Linked DNA regions of Mus musculus: regions 2 and 3 are each linked to region 1. Evidence: chromatin loops called from intact Hi-C (ENCODE). Cell type or tissue: heart. All regions are shown on one strand. Region 1 overlaps Gm46272 (predicted gene, 46272). Region 2 has its middle 30 kb from the start of Sertad2. Region 3 overlaps Aftph (aftiphilin).

Region 1 (2,500 bases):
TGGGATATTTTACATACATTATAATGTGCATCTCTTCTGGATAACAGGTCTGTGAGGTAGGGACCCTTCTTTGATTTTTGCAGGTGGGGAAGGTTCTTAGTAAGATTCTGGGCTGTTGCTGAGGTTCACACCTGGTCTATTCTGTCTCAAAGATAATTCTTTGTTCATAGTCCAAGCTGTTTCTCTTTCTGACAACAGAGAATAAAATGCTGGAATGCTGGCATCCCAGGCTTAAGTGCAGAAGTGTGAGGCTCACTATGAGCTCTGAGAGGGAAGAGAATTGGTATGGTTAGAGTATCCATCCAGAGAGAGCAGGGAACTTCACCAGCAGTCTTCTGGGGGCTCTGTTGTTAGTGAATACTTAGAGAAGGGACAGCCATGAGAGCAGCCTTAGAGTGGAAGGGACAGGGATTGGATTTCAGACACTAAAGAAAACTTGGAAAGTCCCTGAGGTACAGCAACAGGGTGAAACTCCTTCATTCTTCCAGTGAATAAGCATTGAGCTTCTATCTTCCAGTGTCTTCTCCTATTGCTTTCTTTGGGCTCCTAAAGTCTTTATTGTAGAGGTAGTTCATCTACTTCATTAAATTTAAAAATAGTGGACATGGTGACACATACCTGTAATCACAGCACTTGGGTGGTAGAGATAGGGGATCAGTTCAAGATCCTCTTTAGTTTACAGGCTGAGAACTAGCCTGGGTTATAGGAGAACCTGGTTCAAAATAAAAGTAGAAAACCAGGGGTTTTCCCTCTGTGTTGTGTGTGATGCAGGTTTCTCTACTTAAGGTATGATTCACAGAGCCTCCCCCCTGGAAGAGCTTTTAGAGGTCAAAGAAATTTGAGTGTCTAAGAGGTAAACAATAGCACTACAATGTAACATTTGACTAAAAGGGGTAATATAAGTATAAACTTTACTATTTATTATGATTTCAGTTGTTTAACAAGGCTGAATAGGAGAAAAAATTAGAAGTGGTCAGGCGTTTTTCTTTTCTTGATGCCAAATGTCATAATCACATGTAAGAGTATCCAATTACAGGTAGGTTGATTGTGCTCCCAAGTCATTTGAACAAATAGCTACTCAGCTTCCATGGATTTAAAAAAAAAAAAATTAAGTAAACAGAGTTAGCCTCTTCACTTACCTAACAAAGATAATCATTTGGTAATCATATAATTTGTGAAATCGGGAAGATACTTTCCCAAACTGCACGGTTTCCTTTTAATGTTTAGAATCACTATATTAAACATTTTTGATTGGTTTAAATTATTTGAAAATCATCATTCAAACGTTTCCTTCGGATCTTAGTCAGTACTTATTTGGTAGATTTATCAAGTGAAAACAAACATATGTTTGTCTGAAATAAATTAATTTTCAGTTTTACACGCATTTTTTTTTACTTTCATTCTCAGACAATAAACATGTTTTACAGTGACATACTTTTTTTTTTTAATTTGCACACGAGCTACACCAGCAGGGGGCGAAATACAAAAGGAATAAATTTGACAAGCCATATAGATTTTTCTCACTTCAGTGACTGGCCAATAACAAAAATATTCAGCATAACCACAAAGCAGCAATGCAGTCTCTGTTATCTTGCAATGACTGAATTGTGAGGAGACAAATGAGGGTCTATTTTAGTTCTTCAAGTTAATTTGTCTAGAACATTGCAGAGGCAGGATAAACCATGATGAATTGCTATTGTCCTTATCTTTTTCAACGTGTGTAATTCCTCCAGTCAAAGGGCTAGACAGTTCTCTGAGATGACGGGTGTTTTCAGTCCTTGTTCCTTTCGGTTACTGCTGAGCTTTGCGGTTTGGGAACTATTTTAAATAATTCAGCGTGGGCAGAAAGAGAACCCGGCAGGGCTCAGGGTTTGTAGGGTAGAGTCCAGGGTTCACCGTCTGAGACAGGAATAAAAATCCTGCAGCTTTGTCTGAGTTTTACAGTGGAATGGTTTCTAACAGAGTCATAATAAAGGACGGGGAGATGTTATTAAAAAAAGACCAATTGCTCAGGAACCGATGGAAACAAAAACCTCTTATGACCTCTATTGTATAGAATCGCTCAAATGCACAAGTTGATTGGAAAGATGTATGAAAATGATCATCTTCTCCAAACACCAACACAATTCTGGACTGATTTTTGTAGAAGACCATTTGTTAGTTTGCCTGCTGACTTCTCGTCTTAAGTAGGACAATCACTTCTCGTTTGTTAAATAACAGCTTCCTCTTTTGTTGGCTTACATAAAAAGGGAAGGGAATGAAAGTCTTTTATTCCGGGCAAAAAGGACAAGCTGCTGAATGTTGTCCAGCCGGTTTTTCAGCAGAGATCTGGTTCCGTATTTCCATACGTCTGCAGTTTTATTCCAAGGCGGAACTTAACCCTCTCCCCGGCTCATCGGGAAAGTACTGGGCGGAGAGAAGCTCAGGTCTGTGGCCCGGAGCGCTGCCTCAGAGGGTCGGGAGGGGAGGGAGGACGTCCCCAGCCCACACTTCAGTGAGT
Region 2 (2,500 bases), 81 kb after region 1:
AAATCCTTTTCCTGAACAATCAATCTATGCTACTGTTCAGCCATGTGATCATGAATGTGTAGGACACAAATATCACATCCCTTATTCTATGTGAAGTATACCAGGTCCCATTCCTAACCAAAGAGCTGGTCAGAAATACGACATTAGTCAGTATTGGGGTGAGAGTAGGTATTGTTCTCCCCTCGGGTAAGTACAGATACCTGCTCTCTGAGAGGCTTGCTGGCCTGGTTAAGATGTCTCTTGTCAGGGGCACACTCCTATGTGCCAGAGAAGAATAGAAAAGAGAACAGGAAACAAAGTAAGGATGAGAGTACTTCTGATGGCGCTAAATGCGCCAGCAGGGGTGTGGCAAGAATGTCTGCAGGGCAGGGGTGATGTAAGGAAGGGAGTGATATGCTTGTCAGAAACATCCCAGGGTCTGAGGTGGCCACAGGGACCTTGTCCTTGAGGGTGTTGTGCAGACTGTGGGAGAGGGGTTACTTGGCAGTTCCCTGCTTGGAAGAAGGTGAACAGAAAGAAGATAAGGTCTGGGAGACATGCAGAGGACACGAGTTAGACTTAGTTAATACCGCCTCAGGGGCAAGGACCCAGGCTCTCTTTCTTCTACATTCACACAGTACTGCTGATTACTGGAGGTGCAGGGTGGACCCTTGCTTCCAGCCTAGCCAGCACAAGGCTTGTGTAATAATAAGAGATGCTCCCCTCGAGTCCTCCGAGTCCTCTGTCTGCTATTCTGAAATGGTACCCTGAGGCTTTGGAGCCTTGGGTTTAGATAGTGGGGATGAGGTGGTCAGAAGTAGCATTTGAGCTAAAGGTGAGGAGGGGGTGAAACGTTGGGCGGATCCCTATACTCCCCATGGCCTTTTCTGATGTACACAAGCAGTAATTTCTGGGTCTTTGTACTGGGAATCGTCACATCTCTATGGCCAAATGCCCAGAGAAATAACATAAGAAGGAGTCCTCTGTCTCATGGTCGTGGAAGGTTTGGGACCATGACGGTGGGAAAGGCATAGTGGAGTTGTGGCATGTGACAGAGGGTCCTCTAGTAGCTCAGAAAAGTGCTGAGCACAGGAGGGAGGACGTGACACCCAGATACAGCTGTCAGAGGCTGCCCCTAGTGGCCACAATGAGTTCCTGTCTCTCAAGCAAACAAACAAGAGCAACAGAAAAGTTGGTGTTGTTTTCCTGCTTGCTTCAGTCCCTCTCTGTGCAGAAAAGTGATTTCTTCTATTTCCTGGGATGAAGTACTGCCTAATTGAAAGGTTAGATTCAGTTCTTGGGTCTAATTAAGATCTTAAAACTAGATTTTCCAGACTGAGAAGGTGGCTCCGATGGCAAGTGCTCTCCATGCAAGGAGAGTTGTATTCCCAGAACCTACAGAACAAAAATCAGTATTTCAATCCTTTACCTAGCCTGAGCTGATGTCTTTGGGCTCCTTCCTTCTGGGTGGCTGTCCTTACACCATTCCTGCTTTCTCATCGCATTTCCCTCCTCCCCCCCCCCCCCCCCCCCCCCGTCCTCACAGTGTGCCCCCCAACCTAGGCTCCGCCTCCCTCAGGAATGGACTTTTCAGTCTCCCAGAGCTGCCTCTCCTCTATCAAGTACTGATCTCAGCCCAGCTGGAAGCTAGACCACCTATCGTGGGGAAGAAGAAAACCATGGAAAGCAATGTGGCACCAAGCAGGAGGCCCTCAGACAGGCGCTGGCCAGAATCAATGTGCTTATCTAGCTATAGGGATGATTAGATAGGAGTAAACAAAACCCACCACAGCCCAGCACAGAGAGGCGGTTAGGAACCACGTACTCAACTACATGTCTTTCTGCCCTTTCCTGTGGGATGATGGAGGACAGGTCCCAGACCTGCCTAGCCCCTTGCCCGTAGCATACAGTGTCCAGGCCTCTCAGGGTCCTATACTCCTCAAGAGAGATATAAGCACTGGCTAAGCTCCGGGAGCTCCGTTATGAGGAAAAGTGGAGCTACTGAGCTGGCAGCTACCTTAGGCAGGTCCTAGGGAGGTCACTTGGGTGAAGGGAATGAGGCGATTTGCATTTGCGTTCTTGTTGAACAAGAAGAACTGCAGTAGGGCTGGGGCGGGGGCAGGAGGGAAGCGAGTGGAGTAAAGGCCAGGTGAAGGACTGGACAAGGTTGCACAGTCCACAAAGGTCATGAGAGCTCTGGCCTGGACTCCAGGGAAGCCGGGGGTGATGGGGGGAGGGGGGTGGTTCTTAGAGCACAGGAGAAGCAGAATCTAATATTTGGTTTTCAGGCCTGGGGCTGGACCAACATGGCCTAGTAAGTTTCCAGGCTTGAAGAACTCCAGAGTTCTCAAGAGTCCTCAACCACTCAAAGTTCTCTCAAGAGTCCTCAACCACTCAAAGGAGGAGCTGCAGCGACACAAATCCTTCTGGCCAGACCCCCTTCACGGCCCCTCCCTCTTTGCTGCCCCTTCCCCCCTCACTGCCCCTCATTGCCCCTCCCCTTCTCTTCCTTTCTTTGGGG
Region 3 (2,500 bases), 52 kb after region 1:
CCAGAGTTGTATGAGTTAACAACTGCTAAGCTGGAGACCTCCACCTCAAGCCTCAGAGTGACTGATGCATTTGCGAAGCTCATGTCTACAGTGGAAAAGACAAGCACGTCAACCAGGTAAATGAACCTGAACTTAGCCCTAACTTTGTATCCTGGTTTAAATGGCCACAAGCAAAGTATGCAAGAGGCAGCGCTTGTGTGCTACGCTGTATCGTAAAGCCTAGAGAATGTCAAATGGATGTTTAATGATGAGTTTTGTTGGAAATGACTGACAGATGACGTTTTCTTCTCCCCACCCTCATAGAAGATGATTCTGGTGCCACTGGGAACATCCCTATCCTTTCATAATTATGGAGGAAAGCATTTTCCAGAACCAGTTTTATTCTCCTGGGGTTACATTAGCCTCTGTGTTCACTTTGAAGCTAAGACAGAGTAAAGATATTTTAATTTTCAGAACTTTCACTATGTGCACCTAACTTGAGCTATCATCAACTTCTTTACCAAACTTAGGGAGCCTCTCAAGGGACAGTCTTATCTTCTGCTGTCAGAGCCAGAGACAAGGAATGTCCTGTGGACCTTATACTTAGGCTTTAACACAGTTAAGTAACCCGTGCTTTGACAAATTAAACACAGGTAAGCCAGTTCCTAGTAGAAGGTGGTTCAGACAGGAGGACATCACTAGTGCCAGGGCAGGAGCTGATTGGTCAGCTGTCTTCTCTGCTTCCCAAATCATCATCACCCATCTGTATCTTCCAGATGTGTATGTGTCAGTTGCCCACTTTGGGAATTTTAGAATTTCCTATTGAATAACAGACACCATTTAGAGTTAATTCTTTTATTAAAAAAAATCTTATTTTTTTTATTCTTTTTAACTTAAACTTGAATGATTGCAATCTCTTTGGTTTGTTTGTTGGTTTGTTTTTGAGACAAGGACTTGGTGCACAACCCTAGCTGTCATGAAACTTGTTATATAGGCCAAGCTGGCCTTGGACTTAGAACCAACTGCCTGTGTCTCCCAAGTGATGGGATTAAGGGTGTGTGCCACCATGCCACCATGACTTAAAGAATTGTTGTGTCTTTTACTTCATTCCCTACAGGTGTCCATTCTGCAGACACTAATAATTTTTAAAGACTGCTGCCGTTACTCATTTGATGGCTGTAGGTGCCTTTAACCATTCCAGGAAATAGATTTGGAGCATGTAGGTCCTTGTGTCCACAGGTGCACTCCATTGCTGTCACTGACCTGCATTGGGCCCTGACACTGCAGGCCGTCTGCTGGCACCCTGGTTGTGGGAGTTATGCTGTTACTTTCTGAGCCAGTCCCACTGCTGCTTCCCTTTCCCTGCAGTCATGAGAGTTCAACTGTTGTGCCAGTAGGAGGCGCTCTACTCCACGTTGTTAGCCCTGTGCCTTCATTTCTTTAAGGCTCCTAGACAGACTGTACTGCCCAACGTGTTGCTACTGCATCTTCTGAAACAAAAGAATAAAATTGCAGCACACATCTAGGAGGGAAGTTGTAGCTGCCAAAGAGAGTCTCTGTGATAATTATGTGACCTTTCTGCTGTTAGGACACTAGACAACAAACCCAGAGCCTTGCAGACTCTAGACTCTACTACTGGGCTATTTTCTCAGACCCATTTGAACATTTAAAATGAAGTAAGCTGAAAAAAAGCTACAAACTTTGGGGTTCATTTGGAAGAAGGTTTTGTTTGAAAATAGTGAGAAAGATAACCACATGTTACTATTAGAATTTAAAGTTATAAACTATCACCAGAGGAGTGTGAGGTGGTGGTTTTGTTTCTGTTTTGTAAGAGCAGAAGTTGTTATTTTTTTTTATTTCTTCTCTCCCCCCCCCCCAATCAAACCGAAAGCCTCGTGCATGCTGGGCAGATGTTTACAGCAGAGCTCCAGCCCTAGCAGTGTGAGCAATTCTTAGTTGTATGGGGAAGACAGGCGGGCGGCACACAGTATGATTCCAAAAGGCTTTCTCAGTGTGTATTGGTCTGTAGGATTTATTTCTTTTTAAGTAAAAGTTAACAAAATTGTCTTGGCTCTTGACAGTACATCAAAGGTAGAGTGGAATGAAGAGCTAGCGGATAAAAAAGGGTTAAAGCGGTAGTTGCAGTGGATATACTGATGAAGCCTGTAATTTCAGCACTCAAAGCTGAGGCAGGAGGAGCACTTGAGACCAGCCTAGGCCAGAAAGCAAAGCTCTGTCTCTGAGAGCGAAGAAACCATAGTTGGGTTAGGGGAGGAGATTTGACGTGGAATACTTCTCTCTTTTTTCTATTTCTAAAATCGTGTTTATTTTTTGTCAGGGGTGATGGGTTCTGTGCTTGAGCACTGATGCACAGGGGAAAGTCAGAAAACAACCTGTGGGAGTCTGTGCTCTCTTCCACCATGTGGGTCCTAGGGAGCACACTCAAGCTGTCAGGCTTGTTGGAGGCAAGCCTCTGTGCGGCTAAGCCCTCTGAGGGCCCTCCCTCACACTCTTGTCTCAG

The links. Peaks named below come from ENCODE experiments on the same cell type or tissue, not always from the same donor. Only the 100,000 strongest peaks of a DNase experiment are listed, where the experiment ranks them.
Region 2: it touches region 1 in a loop (3-fold over the local background); 2 of 42 quality-filtered maps call a loop at or near these places.
Region 3: a loop joins it to region 1, with 2.6 times the contacts of the local background. A loop is called at or near these places in 2 of 42 quality-filtered maps.

What each region holds. Positions count from the first base shown.
Region 1 is chr11:20,741,784-20,744,283 of GRCm38, reverse strand. Gm46272 (predicted gene, 46272) reads right to left here. Exons shown (of 1, transcript NR_168691.1): 1 at 895-2,500. Among named protein-coding and RNA genes, the nearest start is that of Aftph, 1.5 kb to the right of the region's middle. In heart, a CTCF peak has its summit at 1,470 (motif pointing right); no DNase peak of the experiment used is centred here; H3K4me3 peaks cover 1,041 bases; H3K27ac peaks cover 1,036 bases.
Region 2 is chr11:20,660,446-20,662,945 of GRCm38, reverse strand. No RefSeq gene overlaps it. Among named protein-coding and RNA genes, the nearest start is that of Sertad2, 30 kb to the right of the region's middle. In heart, a CTCF peak has its summit at 1,119; a DNase peak (open chromatin) is centred at 1,054; H3K27ac peaks cover 1,090 bases.
Region 3 is chr11:20,690,081-20,692,580 of GRCm38, reverse strand. It overlaps Aftph (aftiphilin), which reads left to right. Exons shown (of 10, transcript NM_001290545.1): 9 at 1-116. Among named protein-coding and RNA genes, the nearest start is that of Gm46272, 49 kb to the left of the region's middle. In heart, a CTCF peak has its summit at 1,360 (motif pointing right); no DNase peak of the experiment used is centred here.